5 separate regions of the Homo sapiens genome follow, and all the other regions are linked to region 1. The links are chromatin contacts, found by Hi-C or POLR2A ChIA-PET in ENCODE. All regions are on one chromosome and are shown on one strand. The core of a region is the stretch at or near the end of the contact, and the rest is flanking DNA. Distances in the headings are between cores, read along the strand shown.

Region 1 (5,371 bases), core at 2,872-5,371:
TAGAGACAGGGTTTCACCATGTTGGCCAGGCTGGTCTTGAACTCCTGACCTCAAGTGATCCACCCACCTTGGCCTTCCAAAGTGCTAGGATTATAGGCGTGAGCACCGTGCCCAGCCCTGATGCTCCTGTTACCACTCCCCACTTGCTCCGCCCTATCCACCATGGGCCCCCCTGCTGTTCCTTGAACACATTAGGCAAGATCCCACCTCAGAGACACTTCATTTGCTCTTTCCCCAGATAGCTGTATGGCTGCTCTCTCATGTCTTCAGGGCTTCTCTCAAAGGCCACCTTTTTTGTGTGTGTGAGATGGAGTCTCACTCTGTCTTCCAGGCTGGTGTGCAGTGGCAAGATCTTGGCTCACTGCAACCTCCGCCTCCTGTGTTCAAGTCATTATCCTGCCTCAGCCTCCTGAGTAGCTGGGATTACAGGCCTGCACTACCATGCCCAGCTAATGTTTGTATTTGTAGTAGAGATGAGTTTCATCATGTTGGCCAGGCTGGTCTTGAACTCCTGACATCAAGTGATCCACCTGCCTCTGCCTCCCAAAGTGCTGGGATTACAGGTGTGAGCCACTGCACCTGGCCTCAAAGGCCACTTTCTCCATGAGGCCTTCCCTGACCACTTATTCACATTGTGATCCTTGAAACACTTCCTTTTCCCTCTCCGCTTATTGTTTCTCCATAGCATTTTTCACCTCCTTACATAGTATGTACTTCTTTCATGTGCTGTGTTCATTTTCTGTCTCCTCTCCCCTTTTTGGAATGTCAGCATCATTCTAGTTTAAATCTGTTTGTTTACTTCTGTGTTCCCAGAGCCTAAGGATAATGTCTGGCATAGAGGAGGCACTCAATAAATATTTGTTGAAAGAAAGAAGGAATAAGCAAATTAATAGAAGGTGCTCCGTAAATATTTGTGAAATTGAATTAAAAGTGTCAGAAGGAGATGACTGTGAAATTCCCAAAGTCTAAAAATATGTGAGCTTAGAAGAATGGTGGAGTTGAGTGCTGCCTCATTATAAACATCCTCGAGGAAGGACTGAAACTGTGTGCTTGCGGTGGGAGGGGCAGCTGGGCAAGGAACCGTGAACCTTCGCAGAAACATTTGGGGCTGCAGAACTTGGGTGAGAGCGCTGCATCTGGGAGCTGGCGACGCTGGCGGCTTGCTCATTCACCCCATCTGAACACTTGTCTATGACACAGGTGTTTTCTCTTAAGTTATTTTGGTCTTTGCCTCTCTCCTCAGGTTGTGAAGATTACAGAAATCTGGGATGGCTTATGGGACGCTTCTCAGCCCTAAGTAGGAAAACAGCAGTGAAAATGGCAACCAAAACATCACGCAGGACTGGGGGTTTTGGGGAAACAGCTCACTTTAGAGCAGTGCAGTGTAGAGCTTTCCGTCTTTTACCAGGGTCCACCTTTAACACTGTTTATCTGAAAATTTTCCCCCTGGCTTACTCGCTTGCAGCTGCCCACTTTGCAGAAGGATGGCGCTCTGATCTCTACGCTCCCTGTTCCTTCAGGGACTCCATAGTATTTTTTTTCACGCGTCGTCGCTACTACAGCAGACGCCTGCGTTCTCATTATTTGCTGTACAGATCTCCGGTGCCTTGACTGTAAACAAAACACTTTAGATCATTGTGAGGTCGATGTAAGCACAGCCTTTCTGCTGGCAGCCAGACTTCTTAAGGTGGTGTGACTGTGACTTGCTTACTTTTCGAGATCAACAACAACAAAGCGACAAAATGGTGCTCCTACATATTAGTTGAAAGATTCAGCATGTGAAGGGGATCGAAGTGTTTATTTTCCACTTCCATATAAGACATGAATTCCATGAGTAAAATCAAACTTCTGTGGCAAGGTGAACTACTCTAGAATGTCTCCATTTACATACATGTGGTAGTTTGGGTGTTTATGCATATGGATAGATGCACATATATAGAGTTCCTGTGTTGTCTAGCAATTGTTTTAAAATTTGGACAATTATCTAATTTCTAGGGTAAGGTATAAATTATGGTAGGGAGGCCTACCCTAATTTTCCTGTTCCTTTTCCCCCAGTCTGCAGTCCAATAAATTGACAGCCTTAAAAGTAGAAAAACTAAAGAGGATGAGACCTCTTGCTTGATCCTAGGTGAATTCTTTTCTGTCAGTTAGGTAGGAAGTCCTGACTTGAAAACTAGTTCTGGGCACTGCCCCCTTTACTGTTCTCTGGGTATCAACCCCTGTCCTTCAATTTTAGTTGAACTAGTGGATGGTGATACCACAGGCTCAAGACAGCTGCATTTAAATATCAGTGACCACAGGCCACATCAAGGAAACATCTGCAGGCAACCCAGGGCCTGGGAAGGAGCCATTTTCAGTCACTTGTAAGACAGCAGGACCTGCAGACTACAGCACAATCAAACTCAGACAAAACCCTGAACCAGTGAGAACCATTAGGAAGGAAAGGAACAGAAAATGAACCAACCTGAGTGTTAGGAGACTTGCATCTAGTCCTGACTCCGGTACCAACCGAATGCATGTCCCTGGACAGGAAACCTCTCTGAGTCTCGATTTCCTCCGTGGTAAAAAGGAGAGGGTTAAACCACAGGGTCCCGAGGGTCCCTTCCAGCTGTCACATTCTGGAGCGTATGAGATGAGGTAGGCACACAAAGTGGACAAGATGTGGCTAAGAAAACAAGCTACACATCAAGCTCATCTGTAGCATAGGTGCTTAAGAAAACTTTGCTGCTGTGTAATATTAGAACGGAAGGTTGGTTTCCAGTAAAATGCATTAACTTTGGCTCAAACCAAGATGATGGGTACCGGGCATGGGGGTGGGGAGGCAGTTGAAGATCCACTGAGCTTTGTCTCAGGGCAGCCCTGCTCATCGTCCTACTTTACCTTCCACCACGGTGCTCAAGCCCACACTGAGAGAGAAATTTCCAGCTGCAAAAGGGAGAAGAGAAACGCTGGAATACTAGTATCGGACGTTAGGACATGGTTGTGGTGTTTTAAAAATCATTTCATCATCTGGAGTTTGACCCCGAGGGGAGTATTTTCACCCTTCAGCCCTCTGAAAGCATTCACTAGCATCTGAATATTGTTCTGAGTTTGTTGGAGCAGTGAAATCTGGTGAGAGAGAAGGGTGGAGGAAGGAAGGAGCTGTTGTATTTGGCGGCTGGACTCAGGTAGAGGAAACTGCTACAATCCCGGGAAAGAACAGAAAAGTAGAAAGGGACGAGTTCCCACACGCAGCCAATGTCCATGGCCTTAACTGTGCTTGGGAAGGAAGATCCTGGGCCAGGGGTGTACCCTCGTTTTTCAAAACTAAACGTGTCTGAGACAGCTACAAAGTTTATTAAGGGACTTGAGAGACTAGAGTTTTTTGTTTTTTTTTTTTAATCTTGAGTTCCTTTCTTATTTTCATTGAGGGAGAGCTTGAGTTCATGATAAGTGCCGCGTCTACTCCTGGCTAATTTCTAAAAGAAAGACGTTCGCTTTGGCTTCTTCCCTAGGCCCCCAGCCTCCCCAGGGATGGCAGAAACTTCTGGGTTAAGGCTGAGCGAACCATTGCCCACTGCCTCCACCAGCCCCCAGCAAAGGCACGCCGGCGGGGGGGCGCCCAGCCCCCCCAGCAAACGCTCCGCGGCCTCCCCCGCAGACCACGAGGTGGGGGCCGCTGGGGAGGGCCGAGCTGGGGGCAGCTCGCCACCCCGGCTCCTAGCGAGCTGCCGGCGACCTTCGCGGTCCTCTGGTCCAGGTCCCGGCTTCCCGGGCGAGGAGCGGGAGGGAGGTCGGGGCTTAGGCGCCGCGGCGAACCCGCCAACGCAGCGCCGGGCCCCGAACCTCAGGCCCCGCCCCAGGTTCCCGGCCGTTTGGCTAGTTTGTTTGTCTTAATTTTAATTTCTCCGAGGCCAGCCAGAGCAGGTTTGTTGGCAGCAGTACCCCTCCAGCAGTCACGCGACCAGCCAATCTCCCGGCGGCGCTCGGGGAGGCGGCGCGCTCGGGAACGAGGGGAGGTGGCGGAACCGCGCCGGGGCCACCTTAAGGCCGCGCTCGCCAGCCTCGGCGGGGCGGCTCCCGCCGCCGCAACCAATGGATCTCCTCCTCTGTTTAAATAGACTCGCCGTGTCAATCATTTTCTTCTTCGTCAGCCTCCCTTCCACCGCCATATTGGGCCACTAAAAAAAGGGGGCTCGTCTTTTCGGGGTGTTTTTCTCCCCCTCCCCTGTCCCCGCTTGCTCACGGCTCTGCGACTCCGACGCCGGCAAGGTTTGGAGAGCGGCTGGGTTCGCGGGACCCGCGGGCTTGCACCCGCCCAGACTCGGACGGGCTTTGCCACCCTCTCCGCTTGCCTGGTCCCCTCTCCTCTCCGCCCTCCCGCTCGCCAGTCCATTTGATCAGCGGAGACTCGGCGGCCGGGCCGGGGCTTCCCCGCAGCCCCTGCGCGCTCCTAGAGCTCGGGCCGTGGCTCGTCGGGGTCTGTGTCTTTTGGCTCCGAGGGCAGTCGCTGGGCTTCCGAGAGGGGTTCGGGCTGCGTAGGGGCGCTTTGTTTTGTTCGGTTTTGTTTTTTTGAGAGTGCGAGAGAGGCGGTCGTGCAGACCCGGGAGAAAGATGTCAAACGTGCGAGTGTCTAACGGGAGCCCTAGCCTGGAGCGGATGGACGCCAGGCAGGCGGAGCACCCCAAGCCCTCGGCCTGCAGGAACCTCTTCGGCCCGGTGGACCACGAAGAGTTAACCCGGGACTTGGAGAAGCACTGCAGAGACATGGAAGAGGCGAGCCAGCGCAAGTGGAATTTCGATTTTCAGAATCACAAACCCCTAGAGGGCAAGTACGAGTGGCAAGAGGTGGAGAAGGGCAGCTTGCCCGAGTTCTACTACAGACCCCCGCGGCCCCCCAAAGGTGCCTGCAAGGTGCCGGCGCAGGAGAGCCAGGATGTCAGCGGGAGCCGCCCGGCGGCGCCTTTAATTGGGGCTCCGGCTAACTCTGAGGACACGCATTTGGTGGACCCAAAGACTGATCCGTCGGACAGCCAGACGGGGTTAGCGGAGCAATGCGCAGGAATAAGGAAGCGACCTGCAACCGACGGTAATGACCCTTTCCCAACCATAGAATGTGTTTGGGGCCCCGCTTTGCCTGCTGGAGGGTGTTAACCTTAGCTTGCTTTTCGGCGTATTCTGATTTAGCTTTGGGAGAGCTAACTTTATTGGTCTTAGGTGTTCAGTGCTACCTGGCCCACTGCTTGTCTGTTTGTGACTTTTAAGTCAGAAACTGGAGATGGTAAGATCCGATAATTTCCCTAACTTAATACATCGCGGTCCCTCTCACTAGCAACTCCTAGGTATGTGACAAAGTTGGGATGTTTATCAACGGTCCGCCTCCTGGCTAGGG
Region 2 (5,371 bases), core at 2,021-4,520, 2.5 Mb before region 1:
CTCTAATTTACTTTCAAACGGAAAAAATCTAGGTGAAGGTTATAGTGGTGTTCATCATACTATTTGTCAAAATTCTCTACATGTTTGAAAATATTCATAAAAGATTGAAAAAACTTCTAACCCTTGAAATCATTTTAAAAAGTACAAGAAACATCAAAAATGTATTTGAGAAAATGTGAGCTTTTTAATGTAGTATTTTGATTTTGGTTAAATAAGACATTTTGAAATGTTTTACTCGATTGTGTTAATTTAAAATTTACTTTCATAGGCCGGATTACATCTGTAATCCCAGCACTTTGGGAGGCCGAGGAAGGTGGATCACTTGAGGTCAGGAGTTCGAGACCATCCTGGCCAACATGGTGAAACCCCGTCTCTACTAAAAATACAAAAATTAGCCGGGAGCGGTGGCAGGCGCCCATAGTCCCAGCTATTCGGGAGGCTGAGGCAGGAGAATCCCTTGAATCCGGGAGGAGGAGGTTTTAGTCAGCCGAGATTGCGCCCCTACACTCCAGCCTGGCGAAAGAGTGAGATTCTGTCTCAAAAATAAATAAATAAATAAAAATAAATACAAAACTCACCCACAAAATTAAAGAAACTAAGTTTCATTACTGGCACCAGAAAACGAATCACATAGTCCCACTTCTTCATGTATTTTTCTTCATGGCATCTTTCAATCTTTATGTATAAAAATTCATGAGGGCAGGGCGCGGTGGCTAGTACCTGTAACCCTAGCACTTTGGGAGGCCGAGACGGGCGAATCACCTGAGGTCAGGAGTTCGAGACCAGCCTGGCAGCATGGCAAAACCTCGTCTCTACTAAAAATACAAAAAAATTAGCTGGGCGCGGTGGCGGGCGCCTTGTAATCCCAGCTACTCAGGAGGACGAGGCCGGAGAAAATTGCTTGAATCCAGGAGGCAGAGGTTGCAGAGAGCCTAGATGGAGCCATTGCACTCCAGCCTGGGCGACAAGAGAGAAACTCCATATCAAATAAATAAATAAAATAAATAAAATCCATGAGTTATTTTATCACATTATATGTTTATAATTTTAAGTCTTACTTTCAAATTGAAAACAGTTTAATTTTCAGTCGCTCATGTTAGGTTTTTTTTTTTTTTTTTAGACAGAGTCTAGCTCTGTCGCCCAGGCTGGAATGCAGTGACACGATCTTGGCTCACTGCAAGCTCCCGCTACCACGCCCGGCTAATTTTTTTGTATTTTTAGTAGAGGCGGGGTTTCACGTGCTAGCCAGGATGGTCTCGATCTCCTGACCTCGTGATCCACCCACCTCCGCCTCCCAAAGTGCTGGGATTACAGTCGTGAGCCACTGCGCCCGGCCTCATTTTAGTTTTGATGCAAATATAGTTAAACCCTCCCGGGTTCTCCCTTCCGGGTTCAAGTGATTCTCCTGCCTCAGGCTCTCGAGTAGCTGGGGACTACAGGCGAGCGCCACCAGGCTCAGCTAATTTTTTCTGTATTATTAGTAGAGACGGGGTTTCACTCGTCTCATGTTGGCCAGGATGGTCTCTATCTCTTGACCTCGTGATCCACCCACCTTGGCCTCCCAAAGTGCTGGGATTACAAGCATGAGCCAACGCGCCCGGCCTATTTTTATTTATTTATTCTTTTTGAGACAGAGTCTTGCTCTCTCTCCCAGGCTGGAGTACAGTGGGCGATCTCAGCTCACTGCAGCCACTGCCTCCCGGATTCAAGCGATTCTCCTGCCTTAGCCTCCACAGTAGCTGAGACTGTAGGAGCGCGCCACCATGCCTTGTTAATTTTTGTTTTTTCTGTAGAGACAGGGTTTTGCCATGTTACCCAGGCTGGTCTTGAACTCCTGAGCTCAAGCGATCCTCGGCCTGGGCCTCCCAAAGTGCTGGGAGAACAGACGTGAGCCACCGCGCCTGGCCCCCTGTGGGTGTTTTTAAAATTAGAGACACTGAGACCCCGACTGAAGAAGATAGGCCACGGGGCTGCTGTTATCTAATATTTATCAGAACTCACCCGACTTGTATGGGCAACGCAGCCCCTTTTCACTGTTCTTTTTCTTTGCAAACTCCACAGTCCTCCCTGTCGCTGCCCTACAGTACTGGTTGGAAGGTCTTTCTTCTTTGACTCTAGGTGGGGAAATCCAGAACGAGGCTTCGCCTCACCTGCCCTAATGCCCAATCTTCTACTAGCATTCCAGGCAGCGCTTTCTAGTCACGTGAGGGATACCTAACCACTGGAACTAAATAAGATGTGGGGGAACAACTGAGGTCATCACCTAAATTGCTTGATACTCTCTTTTCCAGAAGACGAGCCCCCTTTCTGAGTTTATGGCAGAAAGTGAATCCCTCCCTCCCTCCCTTCCTTTCTTTTTCTGTAAGACGGTGTTTCGCTCTTGTTGCCCAGGCTGGAGTGCGACGCCGTGATCTCCGCTCGCCGCAACCTCCGCCTCCCGGGTTAGAGCGGTTCTCCTGCCTCAGCCTCCAGAGTAGCTGGGATTACAGCCATGCGCCACCACGCCCAGCTAATTTTGTATTTTTAGTAGAGACAGGGTTTCTCCATGTTGGTCAGGCTGGTCTCGAACTCCTGACCTCAGGTGATCCGCCCGCCTCGGCCTCCTGGGATTACAGGCGTGAGCCACCGCGCCCGGCTAGAAAGTGAATCATTTCTATATTTGATTGTACGTGAAGCCCTCGGTAGTCCTTACTGACATCATGTCTCCTTTAGACTTTGATTACACTCCGTGTCCTTCATCTGACTCCTCTCTTCAGATTCCTGAGTCACGCTCTGTTTATGTTGCTGTTCAGGAGCGAACTGCGGCACCGCCCAAACACTGTGACGCCAGCGCGGGAGGAGGGCCGCGGGAGGGGCAGCGGAACGCGCAGAGGGCACGGTGCAAGCACGGGACAGCTCTGCATTGGCCAAAGGGATCCCAGGAGGCCTGGCCCTCTTTTCTCCTGAGGCTGGATCCCAACCAGCAGGAAAAGGCTGGATTTTCGCCTTTTGTATTTGTTTTGGGGCCCAACCAAGAAAAACAGTGGAGGGGGAATAAAACATGTTTAAATCTTTTTTTTGTCTTAAAACCATCTTTAATTTCACAGTCACAAAATAAAACATAACTCGAATGTTTTGATGTTTGCAGTGACATCGATTGTGAAAAAGGTTAGCCAGAAAGGAAACGCAGTGAGACAGAGCGCTCGGCCACCCCCTGCCCTGGGCGCCTGGCGCATGGGGGGCGGGGCGGGGCTCGCGGGGTGACGTCACAGCCCGACGCGCCACCCAGCTGTTTTTGTGCTCCCAGCTCTAGCGAAAAGCCGCCGGTATTTCTCCATCTGGCTCTCCTCTACCTCCAGGCAGGCTCACCCGAGATCCCCGCCCCGAACCCCCCCTGCACACTCGGCCCAGCGCTGTTGCCCCCGGAGCGGACGTTTCTGCAGCTATTCTGAGCACACCTTGACGTCGGCTGAGGGAGCGGGACAGGGTCAGCGGCGAAGGAGGCAGGCCCCGCGCGGGGATCTCGGAAGCCCTGCGGTGCATCATGAAGTTCCAGTACAAGGAGGACCATCCCTTTGAGTATCGGAAAAAGGAAGGAGAAAAGATCCGGAAGAAATATCCGGACAGGGTCCCCGTGAGTGTAGAGGAGCGGAGGGGATGGGAGGGGAAGGGCCCGCGGGGGCGGGGGCGGGTAGTCGAGATGGCTTCCCTGGGGCGCCCAGGCGGCTCTGGAGAAGGGAGGTTCCGAGAATTACTTAATCCTGAACGCCCTTCAGTGCCAGAGCCAATGGACGTCCAGACTGTAGAGCTTTTAAAACCCCGTATGCCTGGGCCCCGAACCCCACTTCAGGGCTGACGGCGTTTTGGGGGCCGAGCCGCCGTCTTCAGTGACTCAGCAACCCACACACGGTCTCAGCAGCTGAGACCGTGTGTGGGTTGCGGTGCACAAAATAGGGCCCCTGTGGGCGAGACTGGTTAGATCGGGGCCATGGATTGGCTGCCTTTAAGAACGCAGGGACATTGTGCTGTGCGGTGAGGTTTGCGCAAACCCAGTCGATTTCTGCCTTGGCTGGTTCTCCTTTAATGAAGTTGACTTTGGCTCTCATATCATTGGTCTTGGGACGAAAAGGTTCAGAAGCTATTCAGTAATTTTCTTGCATTACAGGGGGTTAGGGGAGCACAAGACAGTCCTGGCCTGGAAAACAAGGTCACGTTCTCTGCCCAACAGCCCTCTTGCCTCATCGTTCTAGGCTCCGGGGCTTGTGTGGGGACAGCCAGCCTCCTCGTGTTGATTTCTGATCACCTGGTACCTGGTCGCGATAAGGCAGGACTGAGACGTTTTTTCTCCGTTTTGGACACCGGCTTAAGTAGTTAAAACTACCGCAGGCAGTGAGTAGGAACAGAAAAGTATTAGGTATCTTTCAGCATCCGGGCGTTTTCCCCATTACCCCCTCCCCCGCCCACTTGCCTGGTGTTTCTCTAATGCAGGCTGCGCAGCCGAATTGGAGGGCAGAATATGGCTTAAGTGGTAGGGGGACCAGCAGCTGTTGGATTTTGGAAATGGAGGAGCGGAGATTTTAAAATTGTGCTCTTTATCTTCAGGTAGGAACATTAGTATTACGTGTCACATAATGGTAAAATAATTGCTGTTATCTGATGTCTTTTCTTGACTCACAGCCACTCTGGGTTTCTTCTCTAATCCTTACCTAACGTTCGTGGTTTTATAGCTACCAGAAGCCACCAGGGCCTTAGCCCAGCAGTAGAAACCTCTTGTAACCCTTTTCCTTTAAAAAGAAAAAAAAGTCATTAGGGCTCTTCATTCCCCAGGAATTACAAAAAGGTTTTCAGCTTATAGAGGGGTGAGCTAATCCCTTACTCGGGAAAGGATCCTTTACAAATTACTTTCCTGGTTTCTGGACCTTGGATACCTGAAAATTTTGCCCAGTTCTGGTGATACCAATCTTTTGAGCAATGATATTTAAAAAATACAATCAAGTTTTATTGATAGTTTACCCTAGCGGTATTATAAGTACTCAGTCTGTAATCATTGACTTACTTCCTTACACGATTACCCGTTCTACAGATGGAGTATTCAAAGCACAAAGAAATGCAGTAACTTCCTAAAGGTTTCACATTGCTGATCTGTGGTTGAGCTGGAATTCCAACCCTGTCTGAAGGACTGTGGAGCTCTCGGGTATCTTAACCTCCATGCCATATTGTTTCTCAGTTTCTAATATAGTTGTATTAACCAGAATTAATGACGTGCTGTGGACTTTACACTGTTAAGTATTGGAAATAGATAAATATTTATGTGCATTCACTCTGAATATTTTAGAGCATTCTGTTCTTTTCCTGCTCATAGTTTGGTGTTAAATGTTTTACTCCTGTGATA
Region 3 (5,371 bases), core at 1,625-4,124, 2.4 Mb before region 1:
AATCACCTTTGGTCCTTCCTTCTGACACCAAGTATTGATATGGCTATGATGACTGGAAGAACACTAGTGTCCTTAATCTTGCACCGAATTAGATAAAACGACTTGGACATACGTGGAGTGGTTTTAAGGAGAGGAGAGTTTAATAAGCAAGAAAGAAGGAAGAAGAAAACAGCTCCCTTGTAGAGACAGAGGGAGGAGGGATTTAAACAAAGAGAAAACCCCATGTGCTGCAGAAAAGTGGCCACTTATATGAGGAGGCTGTAGGAGGTGGTGTTTGATTTGCATAGGGCTAAGGGGATTGGTTTGATCAGGCATGTCACTCATGTAGCCCATGAAAAACTTGGCCCTCTTACCCTAGCCTTTTAATATGCAAATGCAGGGCATCATGATGTTCTATACTCATGGGGATATGTGGGGGCGGCCATGTTACCAGGCACATGTCGGGGCAAGAACAGGAAGAAGAGGGCAGGAATTGCCATGATTGGGTAGACCCAGTTTCTAATTGCTGGCATTCGCACATCAAAGCTTGCCAGGCAGCTCTAAGAGCCAGCGCTTTCCTGCTAGACAAGAAATGTTTCTGGAGCTGCCTTAAAAGAAACAAAAATTGCCCAAGGACCCCTTTTTTTCCCTATCTGCCTAAAAGAATTTCTTAGTAACTCCTATAATAGTATGTCAAAGTAAAAATAAAAATGCAGACACAAATCTCTAAATGTAGTGTTTTATTTGGGAAGAAAGAATTGCAGTTCAGGGCATACACGTGGTCTTCGGTATCTCCAAAGAGCAAAGAGAAGGTTAGAGGTTTTACATATTGCTTTTTGAGAAAGTTCATTGATATTTGTAAGGATTTGGTGAGCTGGCAAGCTCCGATTTTTGCGTGACAACAGTGTGAGCAAACATTAGTTCTAGAGTTGCAGTAAGCTACTTCAGAAGCTACAGATAAAACTGGTTTCTGGTTACAACAGGCAGTTTCAGCAGCCAGGCTTGCAGATAATTACATTCTTGGAGCAATGCTTTGTACCCAGAATGTTTTCCCACTGGATTCTCCACTCTGTTTTATTTAGTTATGAAAAGAATTACTCAATTTTTATAATCAACTTTCACACCTAAATTACCTCCCAAAGGCACCTCCTAATACTATACCATTGGGAGTTAGGATTTCAAATATGAATTTCAGGGAAACAGAAACATTCTGTCCATAACATTCTGCCCATGGCAAAGTTTATGTTCTTTTTGCCTGCATTTATTCTGTAAAAAGTAAAGTAGAGGTTGCTCTTCAAAGACTTTCCTCCCTAACTAATTAGGAATAAATAGTAACTTCTCTTAGAAGCAAAATTTATTCAAAGACCTGTGCTCCTAAATATTTGCCCTGGCATGCTTATACTGGTCCAAGCAAGCATTAGGTCATAGCCTGTTCCTCTTCCTTATTTAAAAGTGTTTTTACCTTTCTCAGCATTCCACAAGTTACTTCCTCCTTCCTTTGTTCTCCTCTACCTTTGCCTCTTTTAAAAAGTTCTAAATTGCTAGCCAGTCGGGACAAATACAGAATGTGAGGTCCTGTTCCAGTCAATGGAAACTGGATACAGCAGTAGGGTGGATGCGGCAGGTTATAAATGATGCTGTCTCCTTTGTTTGGTGTACACTCGTGGCAAAACTGCTGATGAGTATACCCTTTCTGCAGGAAGTAAAAAAAAAAAATGGCCACACTAAATAAATCTATGTTCAAGTGCTATTTTTTTATGGCACTGGGGAACAAGCATTTCAAACAATTTGGTGGCAGTCTGTATGGGGATACATTCTCCTCCAGGGGTGGTCTCCAGTCCTCTCTCATGAGGGAGTGCACTCCCCTACCTCATTGAAGGGGCCCTCAGGAATGACAAATTGAGACAAATAAACCCAGACTCTCAGCAACACAGAGAGAAAAAAAAAAAAAAGAAACTGGCCAGCAACCTAGCTTAAAGGATCCTCACATACTGTGGCGACAACTTTGTGCACAGGCCAAGAAAGAAGAAGCTGTGGGAGCCAATAAAGTATTTCCTTGGTGATCGGGACTAAAAAAAAAAAAAAAAAAAAAGCCACAGGACGGTAAAGCATTCCTTAGTTAGGACGTACCAAGGAGAGAGAAACTGCAGGGTCAGTAGATTATTCCTTAGTCGGGATGTCTTGGAGGTTAAAAATAGGTGAGAAATCCCCATAGAAGGGGTGTTGAACCTCAGAAAGAGGTGAGAAATCCCCATGAGGCGGGTTGAACCTCAGAAAGAGGTGAGGAATCCCCATGGGAGGGGGGCGTTGAACCTCACACAAACTCCCAGTAGTAAGAAAAATATTCAGAACCCCCCTTTCCTTTCTTCTTGGGGGAAGAAAGAATAGCCCCACTGCCACCAGTCCCTTCCCTAGGGAAAGGGGAAGGAGGGGGAAAACAGCAGCATAGGTGGCTGGCATGGAACAGGAATTAAAATAAATTACAGAATGTGTAAGCAAAAACTCAGTTGTATATAAGAAAACCCAATTCCCCCCTGAGGAAGAGAAAGAGCCGGAGTCCTTTAAAAATTAACTGCCTGTTTTCTGTGGCTAGTGAGCCTTATCTCTCCCTTTCCCAGGCATTATGAAGACCCTATTTCTCTAGCTGTGCAGCTGCAAGGTCACTAGACAGATAAACTCAAGTCATAAAACATGTTTTTCCTTGAAAAGAAATGATGTCATGTATGTCTCAATTGAATAACTGTCTTTGTTTCTTGCTTCTGTTATACGCTTCCCCCTGCACAAATCTTCCCCCACCCACGAAATGCTTAAAAGGTAACTTGACTCTTTGTTTGGGGCTCAGTCCTTTGGATGTTAATCCAAGTGGACCAGTGCACCTAAATAATAAATATCCTCCTCAATCCCTTGGTCTCTCTGATTCCTTATATATCCCGATACATTTCTGGGGGCTCATCAGGATTGGAGATGACAGATTTACTGTCCCCTTTGCCTGCGATACTAGGTCCCCGGGGCCAGGAGAGACCCGGCATCCAAGGTGTGCCACAGCTGAGCTTCACCCGGATATATAGACCAGCTCTCCCCACGTCCCAGCACCCTGCCTGGCAGCGCAATGGAACCGAGGATGGGGCTGCAGGACGATACCAGCACTTCAGGAACTGTGGTAAGGAGTATAGGCCCAAGGCAGGAAAGCCCGTCCCATAGGGACAAAGGGGAGCTTGATCACCTCCCAGGGACTGACCACTAATCCAACCCAGAGTGGCTGGGGGCAGCAGGAGTGGCCTGCCAATTTGGATGAAGCTTATGTCCCCACTAACAAAGTGAAAGTGGTTCACTGGATCTGGAGACAGGAACTGGGAGTGGTGTGTGTATGTGTGTGAATATGGGAGCCTAACTAGGCTCACCCAGGTCATGAGAGAGGCTCATTCCATCCGATGAGGACTCCTGCAGTAGGAGTGGTGTATGTGTGTGAAAGTGGGAGCCTAACTAGACTCACCCGGGACATGAGAGAGGCTCATTTCGTCCAATGAGGAATCCTGGGGCAAGGAAGGTGTGTGAAAGTGTGTGAAAGCGATGGTCTCGGGAGAGGCCAATGCAGGGAGTGACGTGGGGAGGCACAGATCCCTTAGCACGGGCTGTGTGCTCTGAGGCGAGTGTGGGGGGAAATCAGACCTAGGACATTGCATACAGCTGATAGGACGAGCTTTGCAGCTGTAGCAGGCTGTGACAGGGGAAGACACCTTCCTGGCTAAGCAGTGTCCGAAACTCCTGTAATAGGACCGGGTCTGCTGGACCTGAGAGTGAAAGTGAGAGTGAGAGTGAGAGTGTGCCGCAAGGGAGGAAATGGGAGGGAAAGCGTCAAAACCAACTCCTTTGGAGTGCATGATAAAAATTTTAAAGAAAGGATTTAGAGGTGATTGTGGGATGAAACTGGATGTTCAAAAGTTAAAGACATACTGTGAATTACAATAGCCCTCTTTTAGTGTCAGATGGCTGGCCGAAGGCACTGTAGAGAAATTGGCCGTGTGTTTTAAGGTGGTGACTAGGGTCGGAGGACAGCCAGGGCATTCAGACCTAGTCTTTATATTGACTCATGGCTAAATGTACGCAGCCCTGCCTAGCAGTTTATTGTAGAATGCTCGCAGCTCACGCCGAGATAAACCAACTGTGCTGGCAGCTACGGAGTTAAAGGGAAAGTCACAGAGGCTTCTAGCACCACCGATCCAAAAGTGAAAGTGAAAGTCAGCTGCCCTGGAAGCTATGCAGACCAAAAAAAAAAAAGAGTCTCAGGAAAGAGAAAACCAGTTTTGCAAGAATCACAGGATGGAATAGAGATCCTTCCTACCTATATTCCAATCTATCCCCCCTTACCAAGGCTAATTGCCCCTAAGGAGGTAAGTTCAAACAGATACATGCTCCCACTCTCACCTGAGAAGGAGAAATCGGAGCTCCAGGAAGTTAAAACGAAAGGCTCAAAAAGGTAGGCAGGCCGTCTCAGGTCAAGTCATGCCCAAGTTATGCTTCTGCCTCTTAAGAGGACAAGCAGACCCCCACTAGGACCCAGACGATGCAGTCCAGCTTCAGCACCTACAAAAGTGCCGAGAAGCACTTTTACAAAGGCTAAAGGATGTTAAAAGGAAAAGGCAACCAATATAAAAAAATCTCAGAAGTGCTCCATGGTGCAGATAAAAGCACCAGCCAGTTTTATAGGCATTTTGCTTGTACACTCTGTTTAACCCCGAGGCTGCTGAAAATCAGTGAATAGTAAATACGGCATTTGTAAGGCAGGCCCAAGGAGATATCAGGCATAAATTGCAGAAGTTAGAAGCTCCGTAGGTGTGAATGCTACTCAGCTTATTAAAGTGGCTACCAAGGTGTACATTAACTGAGACCAGGAGGCAAAGAAGAAAGCTGATTGGAGGCTTAATAAAGGCTTATTTACAAGCAGCAGCCCTTATGGGAAGAGAGGCTGGCTTTGCAAGGAGGCATAGATGCGGGTGTGAATGCAGTTGTGGAAAAGGCTAGTCTGGACAGCAATTTGAAAGCCAGCCAAGGCTAGAGAGAGATTAATGTACATGGTGCAAAAGAAAAGGACACTAGAAGGATAAATGTCAAAAGAATAAGGAGAATGGTCAAGGCCATGGTATGAAAAAACCACTGGCCAAGGGCTACTGCACCCAGGAGAAACCCAAGACTGCTGTGAAAGGCAGGATATAAAGGGTCAGAAAAAAGCTCAGATCTGCTCGAAAAGTGTCCAGTACTTAAGCTTTTACATAAGCCAAGAGGAAAGATGGCTTAGTAGTGAACAAAAGCAGGCTGTTTGTGCACTTCCTACTCCAACCACCTGGCGTCGAATAACAGAGTTCCTAAGGGCAGCAAAGTTCTTCCGCATTTA
Region 4 (5,371 bases), core at 1,362-3,861, 2.2 Mb before region 1:
CCAAATTTATACCTTCTTTAGATCATTCGGGTCTACTGCGTCTCAGTGAATTAGGAGTGATAAGTGCATATTCCACAGGAGATACCTTCTTGTCATTCTCTTCTGAGAAATAAAGTGAAACAAAGATTGAGCCTCGGCCGGGCGCGGTGGCTCACGCCTGTAATCCCAGCACTTTGGGAGGCCGAGGCGGGTGGATCATGAGGTCAGGAGATCGAGACCATCCTGGCTAACAAGGTGAAACCCCGTCTCTACTAAAAATACAAAAAATTAGCCGGGCGCGGTGGCGGGCGCCTGTAGTCCCAGCTACTCGGGAGGCTGAGGCAGGAGAATGGCGTGAACCCGGGAGGCGGAGCTTGCAGTGAGCCGAGATCGCGCCACTGCAGTCCGCAGTCCGGCCTGGGCGACAGAGCGAGACTCCGTCTCAAAAAAAAAAAAAAAAAAAAAAAAAAAAGATTGAGCCTCATCACAATAGTGCGTAGAGATCAGAGGTCAGGGCTCTGTCACACAGGACGGCCTGGAGTTTGTCGTAAGCCAGTGAAGTAGACGGTGGTGGCTGGCAGGTTCATCACCCAGTTATCCTAGCGCCTCACAATCTTCACAAAGGCACCCATGCTGCCAGTGAAGCGCGTCCTGGCGGCACAGCGGATACCATTTGGAGACAGGTGCAGGGGCTCCAGGACACCACTGCGGCACAGGAGGCCCTGCCCCGTGGCTCGGAGGGAGGAGGGCGATTCGGCTTAGGAGAGGTCCAGAGTCTGGAGTGAGGCTTCAGTCCCAGCAGGGCGCTGAGAGCGCAGGCGGACCTTCACCACGTCCAGGGGTGTCCTGGAGATGGAGGTGACGGCTGCCCGAGGCCACCACTTGTTGGAGGAGGCTAACGCCCTCAGGTCCTGCTCAACCGCCTCCTGGCTTCAATCCTGCCTCTAGGCCTGGCTGGCGCGGCGGCGCGCTCGGGCTCACTGCAGGGTCTGCGCATGCTCGCCTCCTGACAAAGCCCACTCTGAGAGCATTGCTGAATTTGATTTGCTGATATTTTGTTTAAAAAGATTATTTCTATTCAGGGAGGATATTCGTCTGCAGTTTTCTTTCCTCAACATGCCTAATTTTTATATTAGAGTAATTCTGGTCTCATCAAATGAGTTGGGAAATGCTCCTTCCTCATCTAATTTCTGGAAGGGTTTAAGTGGGATAGGTGTTACATTGTCCTTATATGTTTGGTAGAATTTACCACGAAAGTGTGGGTTTTCTTTGTGGAAAGGTTTTTTAACTGCAAATTGAATTAGTTTAATAGATATAGAGCTAGTTAGGTTAACTATTCCCTCTTAAGTGGACTGTGGAATTGTGTCTTTCAAGAAATTTGTACACTTTACATGTTATTGAATTAATGAGCAGAAAAATACTTAATATTCACTTATCCTTTAAATATCTGTAGCATCTGTATTACTTTTCCTACTTTTATTCCTGATATTGGTAATTGGTGTCTTCTTACAGTTTTGGGGAATAATCCATTTTGTTGACATGTTAAAAGAATCAGCTTTTGGTTTATTTTTCTCTATTGCCTTTCTATTTTCTATTTCATGGATTTCTGCCCTTATCTTTATTATTTCCTTTCTTCTGTTGGATTTGGAATTAATTTTCCTTATTTTTTAAATTCCAAAGTTGGAATCTTGGATAACTGATTTTAGACCTCTCTTTTCTAAATAGCATTTTATAACTTCCCTCCAAGCAGTACTCCAATAGTAGCAGAAATTTTGCTATGTTGCACGTTTATTTTCATTCAGTTCAAAATATTTGCTAATTTCGACTACAATTCTTCTTTCACCTATGTGTTATTTATAAGTGCATTTTAAAATTTTACCATATTTGGGAATGTTCCAAATATCTTTCTGCTATTGAATTTTTAGATTTATTTGTGGTCAGAGAACATGCTATGTATAATTCATTTTAAACATATGGGCTCTTTTGGCCCAAAATATGGTGTATCCTGGTGACAGTTCTGTGTGCAGTTGAGTATTTTTTTCTATTGTTGAGTGGGGTATTCTATATATGCCAGTTATTTCAATTTGGTTGATGGTGCTCTTCCAGACTTTTTATGTCCTTACTGATTTTTTTCTAAATATTCCAGTAACCACTGAGAGAGGTGTGTTGACATGTTTGACTATAACTGAGGATTTGCCTATTTCTTCTTTCAGTCTTGGCAGTTTTGATGCAGGAGAACATGGTCAGGAGACAGGGAACCTAAGATTGATTCACGCTGACTTCCTAGAACTGAATCAAAAGGAAAACCCCACCTCTCTATACCCAAGTAACAAAAAGATCAGGGGCTACTCCCTTTGCAACATCCCCCACCCCTTTTCTGCATTGAAGACGAAAAATGAAAGTATCTTTCATTGGTTCCCTCCTGAAACCAATCAGACTGATCACAGGCCAAGTCTTCATGTGTAACCTTGTAACTTTACTTCAGCCTCCTATTGGTCACCTTCTGCAACCAATTAGACTGATCACAGGCCACTACTTCATTTACATAAGGTGTAAACCAAGTAACCAATTGGAAACCTCTAGACGGTATTTAAACTCCAGAAAATTCTATAACCAGCCTCTTGAGCTGCTTGCTTGGCCCACTCTCACTCTGTGGAGTGTACATTTGTTTCCATAAATCTGTGCTTTTTTTTTCATTGTTTTGTTTGTGCATTTCATCCAATTGTTTGTTCAAAATGCCAAGAATCTGGACACCCTCCACCAGTAACAGGTAACAGTTTTGGTTCTATGTATCTTCAGATCTGTTATTAGGTATATATACATTTAGAGTTGTATGTCAGCTTATTGCTTTTGATCTCATCAACATTATGTAATATTCTTTATCTCTGTTGTAGTGATTGACAGAATTTTCTTTCAGTATAACAAAAATGCCACTTTATCATCTGATCTGCAAAGTTTCAGATGTGAAATTATAATTCGTATTGTCTCTAAACTCTTGGATGACCTGTTATGTTATTTTTTTACTCTTTTCTTATTTTTGGTAGTTTAGTTGGGATAATTTCTGTTCATCTATCTTCAAGTTCACTTGATTTTTCTTTCCCTATCCTGTGTTCAGTTTTCTAAGAAGTGCATGGAAGGAATTCTTTATTTCTGATATCATAGTTTTATCCTTGGCATTTCCACTTGACTCTTTTTAAAAATATAGTTTTCATCTCTGAAAAATTTCATCATATATCAATGCATGTTTTTAAAATTTCCACTGTTTCTTTGACATATTAAAAAATTATTTTAAGTTTCTCACCAATAATTTCAACATCTTGAACACACATATCTTGAGTTTTATCAGCTAGTATTTTTTTTTGGCAATGGGTCCTTTTCTCACTTTTTGTGTGTTTGTCGCTTATAATTCTATTGAATGGCAAACACTGTATGTCAGGCCAGCATGGCGATACCTCTTCTGTAAATCTGTAAAGTTGAAGTGTTGAGCTAGTTTATGTTTCATTGTTCCTGTGGTCACCTTTAGTACACCACAGACTTCAAATGCTCCCAGTGATGTACTGCCACTACCTTACACTTCGTGCAGGGTCTGGGGAGCGGGAGGTTTTTCTTAGTGTTCTGTTCTGATTTCAGCACGCCCTGCACACCTGCAGTGTGAAGAGGTTCTCTCTCTAAACTGTTGCCCCTCCTCTCTTGTGGCTTGTTACGTGAAAATAACGACAGTGTTGGGAGAAATAGAAATTCTAGTTTATCTTGGCCTATTCTCAGTCTTGGGCAAGGCCCTATGTACCTTGGCCTCAGGAGTGTGGTTTCCTCAGCATTCCTCATCGTCCTCCTCAGCAACCAAGCTCTTCTTGTATCTATGGGGAGTCTTGGGCAGGAAAGAATTTCTCCTCTGCTGGCATAGCAGATCTCTGCCTTGTGTCACTGTGGGATCCTTGACCCCAGAGGGTTTCCTGCTCCTCTCTGTTTGAACATCTTTTTTCTTCTCCCCTTCCTTCAACAGCAGAATGTTTTTGACTAGGATCAGTAATGGGGGAGTTTTCTGCCCCTCTTCAAGCAGTAGACTGTTGTTGTGTGTTGCTTGGTGCAAGGCTTGTGGTGGGAGGTATGGTGGTTTCCTTCTCTTTTCTCTGCTACAAAGAAATTTTGCTTTTAGCTTTCTTTTTGCATCACGTTACGTTCTGTAAGACCAGGAGAAAGAGAGAGGTTTATCCTACCCCTCCCCCAAGGGCAGAGAACTTTTGCTTATACTGCTTCTCTAAAAGCACTCAAACTTTGCCTGATTCCTGGGAGCAGGAGGGTTTGTTGGCCCTCCCTAAGTATCTTAAAGGTTTTGCTTCAAGTGAGAAAAGGCACTGGGAAATGCTGAGGTTTCATGCCTAGACGTCGCCATGGCTAAGGGGCTTTCTCTGGCTCTGCCCTGCCCCAGGCCTTCTAATGAGCTCCCACTTGAGGCCTGTGGAAAAGACCTGGAGACTCCCCTTGCAGCTAGGACTCTCAGTGACACATGAAAGCCCAACTGAGCTTAAGACTTTGTTCAAAATTTAGTGTTTTTATTTTACTTTTATGGCTGCCATCTTTTCCTCTTATGCTCTGCCAAAAATGAAACCGTCTATGAGTCCCATCTCTCCTTAGCGGTGCATGTCCCGCTTGGAGTTCAATTTAAGTGGTTGCCTTGTGACCTCAGCACTCTGATGTCCTCAGATAAAGTTATACTTTTATACATTATCTGAATTTTTCTTGTTGTCAGGTGAGAGCGATTATCTCTGTGGCTTTTTGTTTTCTAAGCACAAGTCCGTACAAGATGTTTTTTTTTTTAACTCAACTGGTTCAGTTTCTGTTAATACATTATTTTTGAGTTAGCATTATAATATTGCTTTGCTGGAATAAAGTCCTTTGTAAAAATATATTTCTGGATGATTTTCAATGAGGGCACTCTACTAAGTGAATTGTAGGCTATACTTTATATAATTTTATTTCATATGCTTATAAAATAAGAAGAATCCATGACACCTTTTAACTTAAAAATTGAATCAAAATAAAATCAGGCATAGAAAATTAATAGTGATGATCTTAAATTGATTTAAATACAATTGATACTATTAATCTGAAAATGACTAATTTTATATGAATATCCACATAAAGACAATAAAAATAATGATAAAATTAATAAATTTGGACATTGAGGAAAGAGACATGAAAATATCGAAGTCTTCACATTTTCATACCAGAGAAACAATCTTTACTACAAGTAAAACATATTTTTAAAAGAATAAAAGTCTAGTGACTTCAAAATCTTTATAAAAATAGTATTTCTCTTAATCTTAAAAGGGAAAACTTAGGAAATAGTGTCTTATGTTAAAGAAACATTAATTCTAAATATTAATTCATT
Region 5 (5,371 bases), core at 1,872-4,371, 2.1 Mb after region 1:
TGCTCATTTATCTCTGAATATTCAAAATATGCTTGGAAAAGAGGCATTAAACAAATGTTCAAAATTCAAAAGGGATGACTTTGCTACAGGATCAAATTTCAATGCATTCCATTCACTTTACATTTTATAATTCTTATTTTATGTAGAGATGGGGTCTCACTATGTTGGCCATGCTGGTCTCAAACTCCTGGCCTCCAGCAATCCTACTGCCTCAGCCTTCCCAAAGTGCTGGCATTATAGCCACCCCCACCCCGCCCCCCTCATTCACATTTTAAGTGAGGCATTACAGAGTTTTAAATCAAGTTCTTTAACATTTTTAGTAAGCAATTTTACTATTAATAGTAAACTTCAGAAAATCTTGATCGTTTTCAGTTTGAGATATTCTGTTCAGTTATTGAACCGTGTGACCCAGTTTTGGTTTGGAAGATATGATTACTGTCAGGACTGGGTACTTACTATACCATAGGACTCAGAGTCACAGACAAAAATAAATATTTCTTGGGTTTAGATAATTAGGTTATATTTTATAAAGAACAAAACACAAACAAAAAAATAACTATGCTACAAGGGAAAATATAAGTTCTATTCTAATCAAAGAATTGAGACCACTACAAAAATAAAAAAAAACCCCAAAACCATGAAATATTTAAACAATTCCATATAAGTTAAATACTTAAGGAAGAGTTTTAATTGTCATACAAATATCTACAGTATTTCTATCCTCCATCGGGGCCCTAACTTTCATCCTTAATTTATGTGAAACCCAAAATCACTCATTTGGTCATGCAACAAATATCGAGGGCACGAAAGTATGCCAGACTCTATTTCTTTTAAGTAACTCAATTTTTCACTTGCATTAAAGAAAATTGAACTTCTCCGAGTGTCTCACTGTCTTAGAAATTAAACTAACACCAGTATTGTGTACTCACTTGAAGTCTTTATGGAGTAGGAGAAAGTACTTAGAAATGACACGTCAGCAAAAAGGAACAGGGGAGCCTTCCTGGCAGAAGAAGAGGCAAATGTCAAGATCTAGCGGTGCGGAATCCTTCGCCAGCTGGGTTCCAATCTTGACTCCAGTTCTTTAACCCCTGGGGCTGGGAAACTCCCTTAGAGTGACTTCAGCCCACCGCACCAAGGAAGCTATATGACTTCTTCATGTTTAGAATAGCTAGAGCAAGACCAAGCGTGGTGGCTCACGCCTGAAATGCCAGCACTTTGGGAGGCGGAGGCGGGTGAATCACTTGAGGCCAGGAGTTCAAGACCAGCCTGGCCAACATGGTGAAACCCCGTATCTACCAAAAAAAAAAAAAATACAAAAATTAGCCAGGCGTGGTGGCGCAGGCCTGTAATCCCAGCTACTCCGGAAGCTGAGGCAGGTGAATCGCTTGAACCCGGGAGGCGGAGGCGAGATCGTGCCACTGCACTCCAGCCTCGGTGGCAGAGCTAGACTTGGTCTCGAAAAGAAAGGAAAAAAGAAAAGGTAGAGAAGGGGCAGATTAGTTAACGCGGCATGGATCACACCGCATCCTGGGGTGCCAAGCCTAATGAGAAGTTAGGAAGGACAGAGCCAGGAGTAGAGCGAGGCTGTTATACGGAGCTTTACCGGAGGCCGGGGCGACCCCTACGGCCTGGACGCAGGCTGATCACCAGGTCTTCCGCCCCCTACCCTCGCCTACTGGAAAGTGCGCTTAACTGGTAGCACCAGCCCCACCTTTCTCCAAGACCCTCACTACACCCCGGGAGTACCGGGTAGGACCACGCGCTTGGTAATCCCACAGCTGTCTCTCTTACATTCTCACTGAACTTATTAGAACCTAACCCGCCACCCGTTTCCCTTCTAGACCCCCAGGCTGCTCTGAACAGGGCCTTTACTCGGAAGCCAGGGCTTACCTCCCGGCTGCGATAGGGTTATTTGTGATGGGCATGACACTGCTCGGAGCGGGGGATTCCCGGCAACTTGGCGACCTGCAGGTGATCTGGCCTTTCATGCCGGCGTGACCCCCACTGCCTGCCTGCCAACTCCACGCCCGCCGCCAGGTGGCCGAGCAGGACGCTACCCGCTTGGCGTAGGCAACTTTACGCAGCTGGCTAAGAGGGAATCGCAGGGTGTCGCGAGTTTCGCCCGGCCGCCTTAATCTCAGCATCTGAGCTTGGTCACCTCTCACTCAACGTCAGCGATTAAGTAAAATAGTACCCAGTAAGACTACGCGCCACACTAGAGCTGCATTCAGCTTTCGGGCTTGCAGGTAGCGGCGTGCTGCGACCTCCCATTTCCTGCGACTTAGCAAGCCCTGCACACGCACGAACCGCCCTTGACGCGTGACGCTCACCCCTGAAGGCCAGCAGGAAGTCACCTAAGCCCTGATTTACATGGAAGCCATCCGATACGTGCTTATGGGCCAACGACTCGGCCGCTTAGAAGACCATGACCAGTTCTAACACTAGGGCTTTGTACAAGCACTCTTCTAAACAAAATCCGGTGTCTGGATTTTGGGAGGTCACTACTGCGTTGCGCGGCACCTCCAGGGTCGTACCTAAGCACAGGCGGAACCCCCTCCTTGAGGTCTAGTTCTCCCCGTGCCCGCCAAGTCTAATCCCGAGCAGATGCTCGGGCCGCGAATATCCCATTTCCGGTATCCGGAAGGCGACATCAAAGGGTTGATATTTACCCGTTATCTAGGAAGTGTTAACAGCTCTTTCTGTGACAGTTTGGGGGCCCTGAAAAGGGCCTTTTGGAGTCTGTAGAGAAGCTGTGGGGACAGCTCAACCGCCGAAACCATAAAGGGTGCGACCCTGGCGTTTCAGCGCGTACACCACATCCATGGCCGTGACGGTCTTGCGCTTGGCGTGCTCCGTGTAAGTCACCGCGTCACGGATCACGTTCTCCAGGAAGACTTTGAGGACTCCCCGGGTCTCCTCGTAGATGAGACCAGAAATGCGCTTGACGCCCCCACGTCGGGCGAGACGGCGAATCGCCGGCTTTGTAATGCCTTGGATATTGTCCCGCAGCACCTTCCGGTGGCGCTTGGCGCCTCCCTTACCCAGCCCCTTGCCACCTTTACCTCGCCCAGACATTCTGAAATCACAGCGCCTACTCAGCAGAAAATCGGGCTGCCCACTGTGATTGCCAGTCGCAGACCAGGGCTTATAGTCTCTCGATGCGGACCTGTTTGAAAACATCAAAAAAGTGGGCGGAGCTCTAGGCCCCACCTCTGGAGACATGCTATAGTTGTTAAGTCCAGGAAGCAGTCAGCGAAACCAGCCTGATTTTTTTGTTGTTTGCTCTTTTGGGAAAATTTTTTCTGATGTTTGGAGAAAGGTTCATGGTGATACGTTTTAAAGTTAAAACAGTATGAGCTAAAAGAATTTATATTGCCTTTTCTCAGCGCTTAAATAAAAGTAGGCCAGATCCTATGCACGTTCCTTGTTCTGTCCCTCCCTCCTTCTGTTTTTTCAAACGGAATTCCTGACTTACTATGAAACTCTATAAAAACCTGAAAAGCTTTACATCCGAGATTTCAAAGCAATTACTTAAAATTTAAAATTTTTCACACGTGGGTCTTCTGAAGACATAGTAGGGGGAGAGGACTTTTTTCTCTTTTACGGCCCTGCAGATAATTAAAATTCTTTCAATTGAAAAAAGAAAGTGCAGCTTCCCGTCCCCCACCTACACTCCACCCCCACCTCCCCCCGACCCCCGCCATTCCCCTTTCAGCTGCTTCTGCGCAATTTGCAGGTTTTCCTGCCCTGCAAGAGCCTGTGTGCTTTTCAACCAAGTAACTTCCTGTGGTTATTTAGTTGAAATATTGTCAATGTCTTATGTCATTCAAATCTCAGGTTCTCATCTCACATTTTCCACTTAAAAATTCAAAGTTCTTGTAAAACAATGGATGCCACAATCATGACTTGGAATAATGATTTCTACTGCAAATCCCCTCAGGAGGTTCTGAATCCCTTCCTTTCTCAAGAGAATCCCTGAACAAAAACGAAAGTTTCTGTAAGGTGTCACCGCTCTTCAAAGGTGTCAGGACCCTGTCTTCTCTAAAGGTTTTACTGTGTTAAAAAGCAGCTGTTATTTAGAGGATGAGTCATAAGTCTTTCCCAGGTAGTTAATTAGGATTCTGAGCAATGAATTTTAGTAAGTGGGGCTTCTTTGTCCCTGGTCTTGAAGATAAGCCTTTACAGCAGGAAGACTTTATGGTAAAATTTTGTTATATTTATAAATGCCTATAGTTTACATTTGTTTCAATCCATGCCCATCTTCATAACCCAAAAGGTATTTATTTTTCTTTTACTTTTTGTTAAAGATAAAAGAGTTGGAACACTGTCTTGAATGGCTGGAAAAAGTCCTGAATGGTCGAACTTCACTCATGATTTTAATATTTGACTCAGAGGGAAGAGGAAAAGTCTATCAGATCTTGAAGAGATAAGAATTATTGTAATGGGGCCGGGCGCGGTGGCTCACGCCTGTAATCCCAGCGCTCTGGGAGGCCGAGGAGGGCGGATTACGAGGTCAGGAGATCGAGACCATCCTGACTAACATGGTGAAACCCCATCTCTACTAAAAATACATAAAAATTAGCCGGGCGTGGTGGCGGGCGCCTGTAGTCCCAGCTACTCGGGAGGCTGAGGCAGGAGAATGGCGTGAACCCGGGAGACGGAGCTTGCAGTGAGCCGAGATCGCGCCACTGCACTCCAGCCTGGGCGACAGAGCGAGACTCCGTCTCAAAAAAAAAAAAAAAAAATTATTGTAATGGTAAAATCGGTTGACTTACTTATAGTTAAGCTTTCTAAGAAATCAAGACTAGAACATTTTCAAATTAGAAATCTCTTGCTTATTGGAATAAAAGAAAAAAAATCGTGTCTAAAATAGTAATACTTTTAAAAACTCTTGAAAATTCCCCAAGATACAGGCAAAAATTTAAGCTAGTTTACAGAACTCATTCCAGGAACATCTCGTTAAAAACTGCATCAGAGATTTGTATGCCCATTTATTTGGTATATCTAAGAGTTATTGGATGCTTACTAACGTATTTAATTTTCAAAACACTTTGATACAGGTAGAGGAGTCAAATAACTTATCAAAGGTCACTGCTCAGTGGTAAAGCCAGGATTTAGGCTGAGGCAGACTGGCTCCGGAAAGACCGCCTAAACCATGACAATAGCTCTGAAGACATTTATTGAGTCCCCAGTATGGGTTCATCATTGTTCTAGGCAGTAATGACATATACATAAATATTTGAAAATGTTATTTCAATGAAGTCAAATCTTTATTCGGATAGTGAGAAGGTAAATTTGCTTTACTTTAAATGTAAATGAATCCACATAAAATGTTTATTTTAAAAAGCAAGCGTTCAACATTACATCACGT

What was found. Hi-C counts contacts between places; a loop is a spot of excess contacts on that map. ChIA-PET counts read pairs that join two places held with the same protein, here RNA polymerase II (POLR2A). Pooled maps may share reads with other maps.
Region 2: a loop to region 1 is called in a map of heart left ventricle, with 16 times the contacts of the local background. The contact joins the promoter of GABARAPL1 here to the promoter of CDKN1B in region 1. A Hi-C loop is called at or near these places in 6 of 168 maps with a recorded cell type or tissue (Right ventricle myocardium inferior, chondrocyte, gastrocnemius medialis and 3 more) and 20 of 50 pooled maps. POLR2A ChIA-PET finds 5 or more read pairs at or near these places in 4 of 52 experiments (CD4-positive, alpha-beta T cell, MCF 10A, T-cell and 1 more).
Region 3: a loop to region 1 is called in a pooled map, with 4 times the contacts of the local background. The contact joins the promoter of KLRK1-AS1 here to the promoter of CDKN1B in region 1. A Hi-C loop is called at or near these places in 1 of 168 maps with a recorded cell type or tissue (naive thymus-derived CD4-positive, alpha-beta T cell) and 9 of 50 pooled maps. POLR2A ChIA-PET finds 5 or more read pairs at or near these places in 2 of 52 experiments (BJ and activated B cell).
Region 4: POLR2A ChIA-PET joins it to region 1 with 22 read pairs in activated CD8-positive, alpha-beta T cell. The contact joins the promoter of LINC02446 here to the promoter of CDKN1B in region 1. A Hi-C loop is called at or near these places in 1 of 168 maps with a recorded cell type or tissue (CD8-positive, alpha-beta T cell). POLR2A ChIA-PET finds 5 or more read pairs at or near these places in 2 of 52 experiments (activated CD8-positive, alpha-beta T cell and activated naive CD8-positive, alpha-beta T cell).
Region 5: a map of B cell shows a loop between it and region 1 (11-fold over the local background). The contact joins the promoter of H4C16 here to the promoter of CDKN1B in region 1. A Hi-C loop is called at or near these places in 3 of 168 maps with a recorded cell type or tissue (B cell, OCI-LY7 and naive thymus-derived CD4-positive, alpha-beta T cell), 15 of 37 single-sample maps with no recorded cell type and 24 of 50 pooled maps. POLR2A ChIA-PET finds 5 or more read pairs at or near these places in 6 of 52 experiments (CD4-positive, alpha-beta T cell, CD4-positive, alpha-beta memory T cell, T-cell and 3 more).

The regions. Positions count from the first base shown.
Region 1 is chr12:12,713,247-12,718,617 of GRCh38, forward strand. CDKN1B (cyclin dependent kinase inhibitor 1B) reads left to right here and starts at 4,122. Exons shown (of 3, transcript NM_004064.5): 1 at 4,122-5,068. The coding sequence starts at 4,594. It also overlaps a transcript of GPR19 not described here. RefSeq lists enhancers at 950-1,019, 1,200-1,379, 1,450-1,579, 4,096-4,145, 4,226-4,325 and 2 more and silencers at 3,506-4,075, 4,500-4,688.
Region 2 is chr12:10,209,607-10,214,977 of GRCh38, forward strand. It overlaps GABARAPL1 (GABA type A receptor associated protein like 1), which reads left to right and starts at 3,271. Exons shown (of 4, transcript NM_031412.4): 1 at 3,271-3,613. The coding sequence starts at 3,524. GABARAPL1-AS1 (GABARAPL1 antisense RNA 1) reads right to left here. Exons shown (of 3, transcript NR_170310.1): 1 at 5,036-5,371; 2 at 4,448-4,763; 3 at 4,043-4,356. RefSeq lists an enhancer at 2,508-3,050 and a silencer at 3,144-3,403.
Region 3 is chr12:10,360,895-10,366,265 of GRCh38, forward strand. It overlaps KLRK1-AS1 (KLRK1 antisense RNA 1), which reads left to right and starts at 2,875. Exons shown (of 4, transcript NR_120430.1): 1 at 2,875-3,139. LINC02598 (long intergenic non-protein coding RNA 2598) reads right to left here and starts at 222. Exons shown (of 3, transcript NR_170218.1): 1 at 1-222. RefSeq lists enhancers at 1-573, 3,346-3,395, 3,856-3,925.
Region 4 is chr12:10,550,768-10,556,138 of GRCh38, forward strand. It overlaps LINC02446 (long intergenic non-protein coding RNA 2446), which reads left to right and starts at 2,612. Exons shown (of 3, transcript NR_146456.1): 1 at 2,612-2,749. It overlaps LOC105369658 (a long non-coding RNA gene), which reads right to left and starts at 163. Exons shown (of 3, transcript XR_001749004.1): 1 at 13-163. It also overlaps the pseudogene SLC25A39P2.
Region 5 is chr12:14,768,010-14,773,380 of GRCh38, forward strand. It overlaps H4C16 (H4 histone 16), which reads right to left and starts at 3,122. Exons shown (of 1, transcript NM_175054.2): 1 at 2,711-3,122. The coding sequence starts at 3,075. The coding sequence ends at 2,764. LOC105369669 reads right to left here and starts at 2,648. Exons shown (of 3, transcript XM_047429947.1): 1 at 1,891-2,648; 2 at 930-1,000. The coding sequence starts at 2,144. RefSeq lists enhancers at 1,748-2,343, 2,344-2,940, 2,605-2,934.